Regions from separate parts of the Mus musculus genome. Here region 2 is linked to region 1. Evidence: chromatin loops called from intact Hi-C (ENCODE). Cell type or tissue: left cerebral cortex. All regions are shown on one strand. Each heading gives the region's core, and the rest is flanking DNA. Links, peaks and the distances in the headings are about the cores only. Region 1 holds the start of Pi4ka (phosphatidylinositol 4-kinase alpha). Region 2 overlaps Smpd4 (sphingomyelin phosphodiesterase 4).

Region 1 (8,371 bases), core at 3,372-8,371:
GGACACTGTGAGGATTCAGGGAATCAAAGGGTTCTTGCTGCCTGAGCCTGGAACGGTTGGTGGGACTTTCTCCAAGACACTCAGGAGAACTTCCTCTCTGCCAAGCAGTCTTCTAGTGCTAGGGGACTAACCAAGCCCAAACTCCTCCCTGAGGGCTCATACAATCCAGGCAGGGTAAGAGCAAGGCTAATCCACTTTTCTAATTTGCTAACAACACTGTGGTGCTGAGTTAGGCAGACCCGTTCTTGCTTCGTTGAGCTTAGTTTCATGGTAAAAACAATAAAAAGGTTACACACAGTGAAGCCCCAACAAGGGCTTTTGGCCTGGTTTAAGGAGTATATATATAACAGGGAGTCCCAAGGGTGGGTGGGGTAAATGCCTCAGTTGAAGAGAGCAGCTAGTCTAGGCAGCTGGAGTAACTGAAGGGAAGTGGAACTGTGTGTCAAGCACAGAAGGGTGTGGGTAGGACCCATGAGACCCAGCAGGAAATACCCAGCAAATGATGTGGAGCCCCACAGATCACAATGCAATCTACAACTAAGGCATCCTGGAACATCAGGTAGGCCTCATAATGAGTTTGAAATTAAACTTAGCTATGAACTGATAAGTACATGGATGTCAATCTGGGGTCAGCGCACTAAACTCAGAACTCTGAAATTAATTATCTTAGACTGGGGATTAAGCAGTGGGGTAGCACAGACATGGGATCCCAGTACTCCAGAGCTGAACTCAGGAGGATCAGCAAGATGGAGGTGAGCCTGGGCAAATACTATTTCACAAAGGAAAAGAGAGGAAAAAATAAGAAAGGAAGAAAGAAAGAAAGAAAGAGAGAAAGAGAGAGAGAGAGAAACAGAGAGAGAACGAAATTTCTCATTATCTCTTTCAAGGTAATACACACTCACACTAACAGATTCTAGCTTGGATAGCCAAGTAAACATGGAGCTTGCTGGGTTCTGTGTGAGCCAGAGATTGCCCTGATGTGGAGTGCATTCAGAAACAGAAATTGGACGCATTAGAGTCACCATGAACAACTCTGGAGGAGCAGGTCTGGTTGGGAAGCCCTTACTGGGAATGCTGCTCCCACCAGCTTTCTAGAAAACAAGAGTACATCTATGGCAATGGATTTAGTCACTCGAACTGGGGAAAACCTGAGGAGTTTGCCTTGCCACTCCTCCAGGTTATGAGGGATGCCGTCTGTCTCTCTGACCTCTCTGAACTGAATGCCCAGTGTGGCTTCAGTGGCAGACACTGGAAAGATGTAAGGATGAGTAGGCCTCCGAGGAGCGTGTGCTAGGCAAGGCAGCTGAGCACGTTATGTGTCAGTATTACCAAACATCAGTTCCTTTCCACTGTGTTGGTGCAAAGTCAATTGAAACCCTAGTCTACTGTTCGTTGCTGGGCTCTGCTGAACTGAGAAATCAGGCTCCAGAGAAGATCATTGTAGTATGCTATACTGCTCTAGGAGGGGCAGAGTATCCTAGGAAGGGGAGTGGCTTTGGCCAGGTGGTGATGTTCATGTAGGAAGCAAATATTATGATATTCATTATTAGGAGGCTTGCTGCATAAACAGGTCATCCATCTAATGGCATATAATATGACCATTAGCCTATTCCCCGGCTCCAAACCACCCCTCATTGTATTTAACTATGAAAGAACCTTCAATACTACTAAATAATATACAGGCCAATATGTAAAGAACACCTCACTTTAAAGTTAAAAAAGAATAAAAGTGCTTGGTGTGGTGGCTTGAACCTCGGCACTCCCAGGCTGAGTTTAAGGTTAGCCTAGTCTACATAAAGTTGGAGAACAGTCAGAATTACATATTGATACGATTGAGAGAAAAAAAATAGGTTCTCTTTTGGGGCTGGAGAGATGGCTCAGCAGGTCAGAGTGCTTTCTGTTCTTCAAGAGGACCTACCTGCATTGGCATCTGGTGAATGTCTATGACCTCAGCCCTCTGGAGGCTGAAGAAAGAGGATCTTGAGTTCGAGGCCAATCTGGATTACTATGGGCTACATTGTGAGAACTTATCACTTATCTCAATACAAAGTGACCTGTTCACCAAGACCTGTAGGACTCCAATTGATCTGGAGTGGAACATTAAGAATCCAGTACACAGAAGCACAACTTCCTAGAGGCAGAACATACATTAGCCGTCAGGGAGACAACAACAGGGAAGGTAGGAGAAGGTAAAATACCAAACAGTGGCAATAGAAAACAACAGAGATCTGTCCAAGTCCCAGAGGAGAACACTTGCCAAAGATCAGAGATGAAGACTGGTAAAGAAAGACAGTATTTTGTTTCAACTATTACATTTCAAAACTGTAAAATACTTAAGATTATTCTTGGCTGATATATCAGTAATTTCTTCTTCTGCCAAAACAACTATTTTGCCAGTAGACTTAGGGGCAATCTGGTGTCTTGGAATAATCTTTATTTTATGCTGGAGAAGATGGTACATGCCTGAAATCCCAGTATCAGAAAGATTGAGACCAAGAATTCTAAGTTCCAGACCAGCCTGGGCTTCATTGGTAGGCTGTCCACCAAGCCGAACTCCTCAAAAAGAAAAGGTCTTAAAGAAGTTTCAGAAGACCATTTCTGTTCCCAGCACCCATCTGTCAACTCCAGCTCCAAGGGATTCCCTGGTGCCCTCTTCCGGCTTCAGGGGACACCCTTAAACTGTGCATATGCAAATACAGGTAAATTAAAGGAAAGCAAAGTTCCTAGTTGCTGAAATTTTCTATGGATGGAAAGAGCTGTCACAATAACACACGGTCTACAAAGGTAAGAGTCGACTCAATTCAGGATCTGGTTTCCTGAGCAGGAGCCCAGGCGAGGGGACTTAAATATTCCCATTAGAAAGGTGAAAAGTGGTCAAGGATGTGAGAAGAAGAACACAGGCTCCCTTTGCGTCAGTACTTCAGGCACCACCTGGCACTTGAAGCATACACAGTTCACACTTTAACTGGGCCACTAGAGAGGAACAGCTTGAGGCTTCTGCCTAACAAGTTATATGTAAATGAAACAGACACTACTTCCCAAATACAGGCCGCACTTTGGCATTTTTACTCTCACACAGAACATTATTTGGAGTTTACTTTTTAACTAGACATGAGGGCAGGGCAGCGAGGGAGAAATTAACCTCGCAGAATAATAGATAAGGAAGCTTCCAGAGGTAAACATCAGGTGATCCTGATACATAATTCTTTACACTATGTCCATGAACTTACGGTAGGCAATTAGAAAAATACCAAAAGATCGTAAACAAAATATTTCTTCATCCCGTTTTTATAACGCATTGATTGGCCGGTTTAGCTCAGTTCTGCCCCAGGCTCACCTCGGAAGAGGCGACTCCGATCTTCTCCGATTCATACATGAGAGACAAGGACCTGCTGGTACTGGCAGCGGTAGCCTCGGCCCTGCGCAACACCTCCTGTCTCAGGTACTGCTGCCTGTCAATGGGCGCGTCGGGGCCGTCAGGCAGGTCGCGGACGTCCTTCCACGGCGCGGGCCGGGTGTCTTCCTCTTCCACGTCATCGTCGAAAGGATTATAGCTTTTAGGATAGCCAGACATGGTGCGGGAGACGGCCTGCACCTAGGAAGCAGGAGGGGTTGCTGAGCGAGGAGTCGATAGCCCAGCGCCGGCGGGCGGATTCACTGTGGACGCCGCGCGCACTACTTCCGCCAGCACTGCGCTAGAGCCCCGCCTCCAGAGCCAACCCGGCGGCGGAGCGGCAGAGGGGGACCAGGCCCCACCCAGTGCGGGGGAGGGGAGAGGGGAGGAGTCAGGTGGTCAGGTGGCCGGGAAGTCGGCCGCCTCTGCGCCTGCGCAGTAAGGACCGGTGGTGGCGAGCCCAGAGCTGTGAACCCAGCCGCCTGCGCCGGGGCGTGCGCTGTGATGGCGGCTGCTGGGGCCCGGGGAGGAGGCGGCGGTGGCGGCGGCGGCGGCGGCGGCGGCTCGGGGTCCAGCTCTGGCTCCAGCACCTCTCGAGGCTTTTATTTCAACACAGTACTTTCACTGGCCCGCTCCCTGGCTGTGCAGAGACCAGCATCCTTGGAGAAGGTAACCCTGCGTACTGACAGGAGGAGGGGCCTGAGGTGGCGAAGCGGCGGGACGCTGCTGGGTCTGAGAAGGCTACTTGCGACTAGAGAGGGGCTCCTGAATAGAGGTGGCAGCGATGTAGGGAGGTCGGTGGGAGAGGGTTCTGGTGAAGAGAGGAGTCGGGAAGTCGACAGGACGCTGGGAGGTCTGGTACCGGTGGGAGTGGGAGGGCAGTGAGCTGTGGGCGGGCGGACTACCGCTGTGACATCTCAGGCGCGGGGGTTGTGGCAGCATCGTGACTGCCTGTGAGGCGTGGTAGGATGAGCCAAGGACCAAGAGTCCAATCCGGGCTTTTGGTCCCGATTTTTTGTTTTCATTCAATGACCTTGGAGAGGTGTCTTTCTCATGAAATGGGACGCCCTCCTCCCCTACACACTTTTTGCCCTTCTCACTGGATTGTGGAGAAGGACAGCTATGCAAATCGTATTATTATTTAAGAGATGGTAGCGTTAGACTGGATCAAAAGATGATGAGTTTCGAGAAGATGCAGTGGCAGGAATATGCAGTGGACTGTTAGTAGACAGAGAACTAAATTCAGGATTGCTTCAGAAGAGAAAGACACGCCAGTCCTTATCTTGGAAGATAAAAGATATGCTTGGACCTGGGATAAGAGGTGAACTGGGTGGGTGGTGAAGGGTAGAACCCCAGGATTAAGGAGGCTAACCGCTTTCTTTTAGGGGAAAAAAAAAACCCAAAAACCAAACAACAACAAAAGGATGTTGTGATAGGAAGAAGACAGATTTTAGTCAGAGCTGACTAAATTTACAATTTCTGTGTGCAGTCTTGAGGAAGAAACTTGCATGCTAACAGCCTATTTGCTTATCTATAAAACCTGTGAAGCTTTGATGAGTTTACATATTAAGGCCAGGCACAACGTGGATGAACAATAATAGTCAGCTGCTTTTCGCCCAGGAATGTGTAAATAGACTCAGCACAGTATGTTAGCACTGAAGGGAGGGGGCTGTCTGTCCATTCAACTTTCTGAAAGATGGAAAGAACCTGGGTGACATGTGCACCTGCGCGCTGATGGGTAAAAGTGGAAAGGCAGAGTGACCTGGTCTTTGACCTTGTAAGTTTTCAAACTTGATTGTATCACCTACCTGCAAGGTGAACAGGTTCTGGAAGATCTAATGCCAACCCGACTTCTGGCTAAAGAATGAATACAGACTGGACATGGTAGCATGCACCTGTAGTCCATGCTACTCAGGAACAGCCCAGTATCCGCAGAGGTGCTGAGGAGTTGTTGTTCACTCAGGGAGTTGGTATCTCAGTACTCATGTCTGGCAGCTTAGGACTGCTTGAATGTTTGAAGGTAACTCCAGTTTTAGGGCATCAGAAAGTCCTCTTGTGGTGTCCATGGGCACTTGCATGCATGAGCACATACAAGCACAAATAAATAATAACAACATCTTAAGAAGATTTATTTATTTATTATATAATTATGCTGTAGCTGTTTGCAGACACACCAGAAAAGGGCATCAGATCTCATTATGGATGGTTGTGAGCCACTATGTGGTTGCTGGGATTTGAACTCAGCACCTTTGGAAGAGCAGTCAGTATTTTTAAGTGCTGAGTCATCTCTCCATCCCCCAACATTTTTAAATTAAAAAATAAAAGATGGTTTAGGACTTGTGGTGCAACTTAGGCAACATATCAAGATCCTGACTCAAGCAGGGAAAGACAGCAGTGTGTGTGTGTGTGTGTGTGTGTGTGTAAGACTATGAGTTTGAATGGTAAGACCATCTAAATTTACATTCCCTTATTACTTGTATTTTTAAACTTCTTTTTTGTTTTATGTGTATGAGTGTTTTGCCTGCATATGTGTTCTGTACACCATATGTGTCAGTGCTTGCAGAGGTCAGAAGAAGGCATCATTGGATCCCTTGGAATTGGAATCATGTGAACAACCACATCGATGCAGGGAATCAAATCTGAGTCCTCTGGAAGAGCAGCCAGTGTTCCTAACAGCTGAGCTATCTGTCCAGCCCCTCATCTTTGTTTGTTTGTTTGTTCGTTTGTTATATACTATAATGGGCATGTGGAGGTCACAGGACAAACTTGCAGGTAACAGTTCTCTCCTCCCACCATGTGGGTTGTCAGGCTTGACTGCATGTGCCTTCATGAACTGAGCAAACACCCCTTCTTCCCCCCATCCTTTTGGTGGAGACAGGATCTCACAATATAGCTTTTCTAGAATTCCTGAGTAGACTAAGCTAGCCTTTAACTCACAGAGCTCCACCTGCTTGCTTCCCAAGTGCTGGGGTTGAAGGTGAGTGCCATTACACAAGTACAACTGGACAGGTCAGTTCCACGTGTTGATTTTCTCTTGCAAAAACCAAAAACCAAACCACAGAACAGGTCTTGGTAGGGGTGTTAGGAAGATCAATAAAAAGATATGAATAAAAACCATCCTAGGATGAGCTTGAGAAATATTTCAGCAGTTAAGAGCTCTTGCTGCTCTCCAAGAGGATCCAGGTTCAAGTCTCAGTACCCACATGGTAGTTCACAATGGTCTGTAACCCCAGTTCTAGGGATCTGATGCCCTCTTCTGTTCTTCATGGGTACTGCATGCACATGATATACAGATCCACACATAAGCAAAACACTAATGCACATAAAATAAAAATAATACACCTTAAAGCAACAACAACAATTTATTACATTTATTTAGAGAAGTGGGAATTGGCGGGGCAGAACTCATGGAAACTGTTTTGCCACCTACCATGTGGGTTCTGAACTCAGGTCTTCAGGCTTGGTGACAAGTGTCTTGGTACAATGGCCCCTGGTTATCTTGTCAATCTGAACTGGATGATTCTTCAAGTTATTTTATATTATATGTATGAGTATTTGGGCTGCATATATGCTCGTGCACCACTTGCATGGTGTGCCTATGGAGGCCAGAAGAAGGCATTAGAATCTCTGGGGCTAGTGTTATAGGTGTTTATGAGTCACCATGTGTGTGGGGAATCAAACCATGTCTTCTGGAAGACCAGCCTATGCCTCTAACATCTAAGCCATCCCTCCAGCTCCTGAAGTGGACGATTCTTAAGATTGTCCTGCATCTCTAGCAGTAATAGCTTTCTTTTTCATTCAGCAACTGAGAAGTGCACTTTGAACTCAACTTGTTTCTTTTTGTTCCTTAGTCATAAAAACATAGCAAGGTGAGTAAGACGATAGACACAGATGTACACGCTAGATAAATGTAAAGAAAACAATTAAAAGGACATTATAGGAACCCTGGATGTAGGTCAGTAGTAGTGTGCTTGGAGGAGCACTTGCTTATCATTAACAAGGCACTCGATTTTATTCCCTTAACCAAATCAATGCAACACAAAACCTTGATATTCTTTAATTGTAACTGTTAGTTTTGTTTTTTGTCATAATTGCTTGGGTTGTCAAGATCACAGTATAATGTAAAGTTAATTAATACTTCCCTGCATCTCCTAAAACACTTGTTTTGGAAAGTACTTAGAAATCACTTTATGCAAAAGAGTTAAGAGAACAGATCCAAGGCCACTGTCTTTGCAGGGGTTGCTTGTGAGTTTGGCCCATGGCTGGTATCTGAGAATTTGGGCATTTGAACTGTTACTTCTATTAACTGTTTGATAAGCATGATTTGTTGTGCCTTAAGTCTCTTGTGTATGGCATATGATTTATGTAAATATCTTCTTTTCTTCTGGAGATCTGTTTGATGGTTGCTAAGTATATGATGACTATGTGACTAACCAAAAAATCAGCACTACGCAGAGATACCTTGTCTTCAAAAACCAAAACCAATAAATAAATAAACAAATAAATAAAAACAACAAAAAACCACAAAACCATTACATGTGTGGGAATTTTGCCTGCCTGCATGTCTGTGCACCACATTTATGCCTGGTGCATATGGAGGCCACAAGAGGCTTCAGATCCTCTGGAGCTGGAGGTGCAGATGGTTGTAAGCTGCCATGTATCTGCTGGGACTTGAACCCACATCCTCTGGAAGAGCAGCCAGTACTTTTAGCCACTGATTCATGTCTCCAGCTTCAGTGAAGCATGGGTTTCTTTTCATGGTCTCTTGTTAAATTTAGAAAGTTGGATTGCCAGTTTCCTGGGCAGCCTCTTTAGCTGGGAGGGCTTGCAGTACAGCTACAGCTTGCCTTAGAACAGAGAGGCTATAGAGACTGCAGCCTGTGAAATAGTTCAGTTACTAATCTTCACGTTGATTTTTATCAGCAAGAGCAGGAGGCGTGGGTTAAATAAGAGGAAAGAATAGTTTACCCAGCATTT
Region 2 (8,774 bases), core at 1,560-6,559, 220 kb before region 1:
AACAATACAGTGGACAAGAGAAGCCGAGACAGAAAATACTGTTTATAACATTTAGCTTACAAGAGTACATCAGTTTCTCCTTATCTGCTTCCTAAATGTCACAGCAAGAAAATGCCATTTAGACCCAGCCACTGCTGACCGGGTACCTTTGGGATTCTGCCTATCAGAGTGGAAGGTAGCTAAGCAGTCTGTTTTGGAACAGAAGCAGGGACTGGGCTTTCTTACCTGGAGGAGAGTTTCTGACCGCCAGATCTCATGGGATGCAGGGTCTGCATTCACAGATGTCTGATGAGAGATGTGTCGCTTCAAGAGGCTAGTGTGGAGGCCATAGGAGGCAAAGGGCATGGCTGGTGTTCTGACAGGATATACAGAGAGAATAGTAAATTAGGTTCCTCTCTCTGCTGACACGGAAATCAATGATTCCAATAGTCAATACAACAGACCACATCACAGTGACACAAGGTCTGTGCTAAACATTTGACATCCTTGTTATAGACTGTCCACTTAGCAACCATGAGGGATGCAATGAGGTCACACTTACAACTTGCTCTATTAGTAACTGAAACTGAGAACAGAAGACCCTAACATAAATAACAATTTGACATTCTCACCCAGCCCTCAAGTCGGGTACAAAGCACAGATCTGAATTTACATTAGGAAAACCTGGTCACTGGTGATTAAGCACCTATCACCACCACTGCAGTCCAGGAACAACTCACTGCTTGGAGTTACTACTGTGGTGACTAACCCTTTCCTACTTACTCAGCCCAAGCTGGGCCTAGGCATGAGCAGACAGTCAAGGAAAGAGAGCCTGCACCCACCCTGCCAAACACGCCCAGGGACCTCTGCCAGTCAAGTATAGGGAGAATAAGCACCAAAGGACTACAGAGGTAACCTCTGTCCTTGGTGGACAGGAACTCTAGTTACCTGGGAAGAGGTAACTCTAGTGAAAAAATGCCCCCAGTCAAACTGCCTATAGCAAGTCTGTCATGCACTTTCTTGTTCAGTAGTTGATATAGGAAAGCCCAGGCAACTGGGGTGGGAGGCACCTCTGTGCAGATGGTACTGAGTTCATTAGGAAGCTGGCTGAATAAGTCACGAGGAGCAAGCTAATAACAAACATTCCTCCATGGCCTGGGCTTTAGTTTCTACCTCAACTTCCCTCAGTGCTAGAGATGAAATAAAACATTTCTCCCCACACTGCTTCGCTCATGATCTTTATCACAGCAGTAGAAACCTAAGACAACTGCACACAGTGAGCAGCCAGCAGACATGGGTAGGGTAGCTGGTGAACATACAAATTTGATGACAACCTGGTAGCAAGCTATCTTCCCATGGTAGACAGATGCACTGAGCTCAATCAAGACATGTGATGGCTTCTGGGGAACATGCTGGAATACCAAATGGTTACCCCAACACTCCAGAAGTGGAAGCAAGAGGATCGTGAACTTCAAGTTGGCCTAGGCTACACAGTATGAGTGACAGGACAAAACAAAACACCAACCATATATGTTTTACAAAAACACAGACAGAAGATGAGACTTGTAGCTGTGTCAGCAATTTAGAAATCTGGGTTAAAATGCTTGTGAAAGTTCTACCTGGAAACTTTTCTGTAAGTGTGACAGTACTTCAAAATGAAAAGCCAAAACAAGGCAACAAACTAGGTCCGTACAAATCTGCTAGCACCTACATTCTGCTTTGGAGTGGGTAGGAATTTACTGGACCTTGAAGCCCTCCTTCCCAACTACAGTACTACCAGAGTATCAGGGTTAGGTCACCAGCCACGGGCATGACCACCCCAGAAGCCTCACTTCCCAGGTCTCTCTCCATATTTTGAGAGCATCTCCCCACATAGTGAGTTTTAGATGAAGGCATGGCCTGGTATGCACATAATAGTAGACACGAGCTAGACCAAAAACCCTGCCTACAGCCTCCTAGAGCAGGTAGTGGGCCACTGAGGTCAGGGAGGGAGTAGAGGAGCTTCAACAACTCCAGTTGGGGCAGGACTCCTAAGGAGAATGGACCTAGAGGCTCTGGGCTAAAGGCTCACCAAAAACTTAGAACAATCAGCCAGAGAGGCCCCGAGCCACTCTCAGGCTACAGAGGTAACCCACTTCCAACTGTGCAGTGCAGCATAAGGCTATCTTGTGTAGCCTGGCACAAATGGCTTTTCAGCCCAGGCTCTCCCACCGATGTCTACAATCGTCCCTCCCCTCCACTCAATTCATTGCTTTGGTAGGACTCAGACTCCAGCTGCCATGAGGGCCACTGGTTGTGTCAATGAGGCTAGAGATAAGTTTTACCTACTCCTGTCTTTGCCAGGGCGAGAGAAGTTGAGAATTGAACCTAAAAAAAGTTGGGGAACCCTGAACATGGATGATAATACTTAACAGGGCAATGCTTGGGCAATGCCTTTAATGAGGCCACTTCCCATAGAAGAGCCAGGTCTTAATAGTCAAGGCAACCTTACCTGGGAGCTGGTGAGGGGCTGGAGCCTCCTGGACTGGAGCAGAGTGGTGGAGGTACGCTGCCTTCAGTGGGTAGGAACCATGATAGGTACCTATCCACCAGGGTGAAATAGGCACAGTCCGAAGTACGGACATGGAGGGTCATAGACATTGGCTAGAAAACAAAATTTGTTGTTAGTGCTCTAATCAATGGTCATCATAGGCCCTGGCCCTTCACTATGGGATATGTACTATAAGCCATACTCAGAGTTATCCCTTCTGTACCTTTTGAGAGATGAGGCTCAAAGCAAAGTAGAACATATAGTATTCAAATGGATCTGATCAGAGTGTCAAGGGGCAAATAGAGAGGTAGTGGGTCACCTTCCACAGTACGCTGGCCCCTCCCAACCTCCCACACCTTGGGTCAGCAAAGGATACTGAGGGCCAGGTTCAGGCCAAGGCCTCCGGTCGGGGGAAACTGGACTTTGTTGTGGTACAGAGGACTGTCAGGGAGGACATTCTCTTGAATGGATGCCTTCACAGGGCCCTGCAAAGAGAGGCAGTCAACAGCACAGAGACCTTCAGCTGTTCCAGCACTACGGGGGAGGCTGCTAAGTCAGACACCAACACACAGATCCTGCTTTATGGAAAGCGTGTCCATCCTCTGCGCACAGTATGGTTTAGATTTCTCCTCTAGTCATAAAGTTTCACACACACAAGGGTGAGAACTGGGTGTTTCCAGTCTGTCTTCTCCTGAGTGTCACACTTCAACCTGCCCTGAAGGTCTGGAGCACTGTAGTCACTCAGGCTTCCTGCTATTCAGACCACAGAGCCACAGTCTCCACCCGCATTCTAATGAGACTGTTAAGACAAAACTCTCTGCCCACCCAGTCACAGCACAATTTCCCATCTGGGCCCTCTGCCCTTTAGCGCTACTCAGCACCAGGGCTTACTTACAGGAAGACAGGAGACAGGAAAATCAAAGTTATAGTCTTCAGCTTGAAGTTTATAAACCAACTTCATCATTGGACCACTGAACATAAAATTTAAAAGGGGGAGGAGTATGTCAACACAAGGAAGTACTCAGCCCTTCTCAAGTAGGAAACCTGCATACCTTGGGTCTAGAAATTCCATCGCTGTGCTGTACTCCACAGGGTTCACACGTCCCTGTAGGCATCGGAGATTCCAACCAACAAGGACACCATCCAGGCTGCCAAAGATGCTTTCCACCAGCCATGGGAAGACGGCATGCAATTCCTGAAACAGTGCACAGTGAGGCAGCTAGATGCTCGGTCACTAAGGACCACTGTCACACAATGCCCACTAGAGGTCACTCTGATAAAGACCCACAGAAGCTCTGTTCCATGGCGAAGAGTAACTGAATTCTCCCACTAGGACATAACACACCAACCTTATATTTGTGCTAAGTTGCCCTTTGACTAAAATATTTTTAAAGAAATGTTTATTTTTATCACTTCAAAAATTATGTGTATATGCATGAGTGTGTGCACATGAGTACAAGTGTCTATGGAGGTCAGAGCAGATGTCAGATCTCCTGGAGCTGGAGTTACACATGGCTATGAGCTGCCTGACATGGGTACTGGAAACTAAACTTGGGCTTCTCTGGAAGAGTAGCCACTGCTCTTAAGCACTGAGCCATCTCTTCAGTTTCCCTCGCTCCCTCCACTAATGTTTTTGTTTTGTTTCGCTTTGCTTTTTTGAGACAAGAGTCTTCCTATGTAATAAGATGGCCTTCAACTCACAGAAATCCTCTTGCCTTAGCCTCTCAATTGCTGAGCCTACTGTTAGCATGCACCATCATACTCAGCCAAGTATAACATTTTGATGCCTGGTAACGTACTTCAGTGACAGAGCACTTGCACACCATGTACGAGATCAGCATTCAGTCCCCATATTACAAAACACTAACAACCACAAACAAATGAACTCACAGTGGGGTAAAGACATAGCTTAGGCAGTGAGTGTTTGTTGTACAAGCATGAAAACCTGAGTTTGATCAGAAACTCATCACCCATACCAAAATAGAGGCGTTATGATCTCAGTGCTAAGGCAGAGACAGGAGAATCCCTGGGGTTTGCGGGCCACCCAGTCTGGCCTAGACAGCAAGGCCCAGGTCCCAGTGAGATCTCAAAACAAAAAGGTAGACAGCTGCTAAGCAACAAACCTTTGGCATGGCACACACACGTGCGTGCACGTATACCTTCACACACACACACACACACACACACACACACACACACACACACACACACATATATATATATATATACACACAAACACATGTGTACCTTGACACACAAGAACACCACTCCCCAAAACCTTAACAGATATCTATTAAAAAGGAAAGCTATGTTTTAAAATCAAATCATTGAAACATAACAGCATATTAATTCATTATCCAGGTCAATTTCTTGGGCTCAACAACTCTAAATGAATATTAAATACACATTCTCAAAGTACTTATGTCAGAGGCTCTCAATCTTATTAGCACCATGTATGTTTGGGGCTGGATACTTTGTTGTTGCTGTTTTGAGACAAGATCTCACACAACCTTGTAGTATGCTTGCTATGTATCCTGGCCTTGAACTTGGAAGGCCTCTTCCTGCCTTCCAAGTGCTGGGACTACAGTATACATTACTATGCCAGACTCTGGGTTGGATTCCTTTTTGTTGCAAGTTGTCATGTGTATTGTAGGATGTTTCTAGCATTTCTGGCTTGTACCTACTACAGATAAGAATTATAGGTGATGGGGCTAGAGAGATGGCTCAGCAGTTAAGAGCAATGACTGCTTGCTCTTCCAGAGTTCAAATCCCAGCAACCACATGGTGGCTCACAACCATCTGTAATGAGATCTGATGCCCTCTTCTGGTGTGTCTGAAGACAGCTACAGTGTACTTATATATAATAAATCTTTTTAAAAAAATTATAGGTGATATGGAAAGGGAATTGCTGGTAAAGCTGTACCTTGGCTGGAAAATCCTCAATGACTTTCACCAAATCTTGGCAACGTTGTGCAAAGGGCTTATTTATAGAGTCAGCTTTCAGGCTAGCCTAGGAGGCAATGTGAAAGAGTCATGAAGAGATTTGCTATGCAGTTGCAAATAGTCTGTGTTTAATCAAAGCAGAAACACAAGCAACAGAAATACACAGTGTGGTGCATGGTCCCAGCACTTCATGCATATACACAAGAGAGTGAAGCTATAATTCTATCACTTTCAGACCAGAAATTCTCAGGGCTCTCCTCTAAGCATCCTGTTACCTCAAAGTGCTGCATTATCAAAAGGAAACTGACTCCCACTGACCCACAAACAGGGATCAGCACTGGAATCAGCCCTGCAGTCAGGACAGGATCCCTGTTGTATGGGAAACTCTTATTCAGTCCACAAGTGCTGAGTTCATACCCAGAAGGTGCAAACTTTCCACCTCCTTAACAACCCACGACTGTGGCATAAGTGAGAACAGCCAAAAACACATAGTACATAATACCCCTTTTCTCTTAACCAGTGCATAGCATAGCAACTTACTGGAATCACCACCTTAAAAAATAATGCAGTCTGGAGAGGGTTTGGAGGGAGGAAAGAGAAGTGGGAAATGATAATTATATTATAAACTCCAAAAATAAAATAAAAATTTTAAATTACAAATAAAAATGTAGTCTAAAACTACAGATGGCCTCAGCCAACTCAATATTTTTCAAGATAATGAATAAGCCAGCAAAACATTCAGAACAGAAACCAAGGAGATTTATTAAAAGTCTTGGGATGTGGGCACAACACCGACTCCATGGAGAAGTGGCCTCTGGCCAAATAGAGATCAGGAGATGCTAGTCGTTCAATCTGAAGACTTGGGCCAGCTGACCACCTCTAAACAAGTAGGGATTGCAAGAGCCCTCTTAGAAAAATAAATCTGATGGTGCAGGTCACCGGTCACACCAGCTGTCTCCAGAGGGGTACACTGAGAAAAAAATATTCTCTCTCGCGCTCTCTCTCTCTCTCTGTCTCTCTTTCTCTCTCCCCCCCCCTCTCTCTATCTTTATATATATATAAAGCCAGGTAAGGTGGCCAACAACTTTAAATCCAACTCTTAGAAGTTAGAGGCAGGCAGTTCTAAGTTTGAGGCCAGCCTGGTCTACAGAGTGAGTTCCAGAATAGCCATGGTGGGCTGGAGAGATGGCTTAGTGGGTAAGAGCACTGACTGCTCTTTGAAGGTCCTGAGTTCAAATCCCAGCAACCACATGGTGGCTCACAACCATCCATAATGAGATCTGATGCCTTCTTCTGGGGTGTCTGAAGACAGCTAGAGTGTACTTACCTATAATAAATAAATAAATCTTTAAGCTTTAAAAAAAAAAAACAGAATAGCCATGGTTACACAAAGAAACCCTGTCTTGAAAAACAACAAAAACAAAAACAAAAATCATCTGGCAACTGCAACGAAGAATCTCTTTCTATCTGCTTTCCCAGCTTCATATTCTAATACTTAACATAAAGCCCTAACAGGGAGCAGCATCCCTCCGTTTCCCTGACAACAACTATAGTTAGAACATTTCACACATTCACAGAGCTTCTGCATCATGACCGCTCTGGTAAATGTCCTTCTCACTTTGGAAACTAAGGAAAATAACATTTGCATCAATTATTGTTTTGGGTTTTTTTCAATTATTGTTTTGTTTTTGTTTTCAGATGAAGTTTGACTGTGTAGCTATGGCTGACTTGGAATTCACAATGTAGAACCTGCTGTCCCCAGCTCATGGAGATCCACCTACCTCTGCCTCCCAAGTGCTGGGATTTAAGATGTGCGCCACCTTGGTCATGAACTCTTAATGACCTTCCTGTCTCAGCCTCCCCAGTACTGGCTGAATCAATTATCTTGGTAATAAGAAAATCAGAGTTCAGAGACTGAACACACCCAATATCCTGCACTCAGAAGGCATGGTAAGCATTCTAATGCTGATCTGGTATTCTTTACTAGAAAGAAAGAAAGAAAGAAAGAAAGAAAGAAAGAAAGAAAGAAAGAAAGATAGATAGATCGACCCAGTCGAGAGTTTTTGAATCACCGGCCCACAATGATCCCAGTTCATGGGAAGCTGAGGCAGGAGGGATTTGGGTTCAAGAGCCAGGTGACACACACCTTTAGTGCCAACACTCAGGAGGCAGAGGCAGTTGGATCTCTGTACATTCAAAGCCAGTCTGGTCTCAGAGTGAGTTCCAGGACAGCCAGGGCTACATACAGAAACCCTATCTCAAAAATAAATAAATAAAATAAACCACACCCACCCACACACACACACACACAGACACACCCACACAAAAACCAAAGAAAGGCAGCTTGTCTCGTAAAAATGAGTCCTTCAAATCAGTGGGAAAAAGTTTTAAGTTCCTCAGCTATAGAACCATCATCATCAACCTTCCAAAGGCAGGTGACACTTACCAGAAGGAAACTAGGCTGTTGTAGGTGAGGGAACGCCATAGCAGACTCCCAGGGCCGGCAAGAAACGGCTGCCTTAGGGAACCACTGTGGAAAAACAAAGACAAAATCTCAATATCTTCTATACCACAGAATTTCAGGATGCCCAGGAGAACATTTGAACTCAGCACAAATTACATCACATATTCCTTTGATTTTTAAAATGCAAACTCATACAGATCACAGTAGCCAGCTTCAGAACTAGCTTTGTGGTGGCAACTCCTTGATAATGCTTCTATAGCACTTGTTAGATGCCAGGATGACACTAAGAGCTTTTCATTTATTTCCTTACCTAATCACCAGCAACAGGCAGAATTCCTGACTAACCCCCAAGACTCTTCTTGCTTGTCAATTCAATCAAACACTCATCTAAGTGCTATTCTAAAGAGACTTTAAAAGAACCAACTACAGTACAATGTCAGTGGACTTTAAGACATAGAGCATAGCTTAGCAAGAATTCAAGACCTCAAAGAAACTGGATTCTGGCAGCATCTTGAATAAGCCTGGAATCATATTCTTCCCTAGAGCCTGAAGATTAAAGCAAGTCTTGATCTGGACCTTCTAATACCCTAGTGCCTGCCTGAACTGGTCACTATGTGACTATGGGAAAACAAACACAAAGGGGGCTAGGTAAAGCACCACTAGGAAATACATCTTCACAGCCCACAAGGCTGATGCAAATCAGGAAACAAGGGTAAAAAACAGCAAAAGACTTCTCAGCACCCACCTAGCAATCAGCAGAGCCAAGAGTCTAGCAAACTCCTTACAAATCTCGTGTCTGTAAGAGAAGGGTGAAGCAAGTAATGTGTGCTTCTTGCGACAAATGAAGAAGTTCTATGA

What was found. Hi-C counts contacts between places; a loop is a spot of excess contacts. Peaks named below come from ENCODE experiments on the same cell type or tissue, not always from the same donor. Only the 100,000 strongest peaks of a DNase experiment are listed, where the experiment ranks them.
Region 2: it touches region 1 in a loop (4-fold over the local background); 4 of 42 quality-filtered maps call a loop at or near these places.

The regions. Positions count from the first base shown.
Region 1 is chr16:17,401,326-17,409,696 of GRCm38, reverse strand. It overlaps Pi4ka (phosphatidylinositol 4-kinase alpha), which reads left to right and starts at 3,832. Exons shown (of 55, transcript NM_001373955.1): 1 at 3,832-4,063. The coding sequence starts at 3,899. Snap29 (synaptosomal-associated protein 29) reads right to left here and starts at 3,697. Exons shown (of 5, transcript NM_023348.4): 1 at 3,338-3,697. The coding sequence starts at 3,574. It also overlaps the pseudogene Gm18793. In left cerebral cortex, for the core only: CTCF peaks have their summits at 5,453 and 6,643 (motif pointing left); DNase peaks (open chromatin) are centred at 4,305, 5,105, 5,259, 6,656 and 1 more place; H3K4me3 peaks cover 2,559 bases; H3K27ac peaks cover 2,030 bases.
Region 2 is chr16:17,620,650-17,629,423 of GRCm38, reverse strand. It overlaps Smpd4 (sphingomyelin phosphodiesterase 4), which reads right to left. Exons shown (of 19, transcript NM_001164610.1): 2 at 7,899-7,982; 3 at 5,433-5,519; 4 at 3,562-3,704; 5 at 3,405-3,480; 6 at 2,886-2,994; 7 at 2,733-2,785; 8 at 2,471-2,622; 9 at 226-355. The coding sequence starts at 7,937. Among named protein-coding and RNA genes, the nearest start is that of Smpd4, 5.7 kb to the right of the region's middle. In left cerebral cortex, for the core only: a CTCF peak has its summit at 3,770 (motif pointing right); DNase peaks (open chromatin) are centred at 3,088, 3,760 and 5,884; H3K27ac peaks cover 304 bases.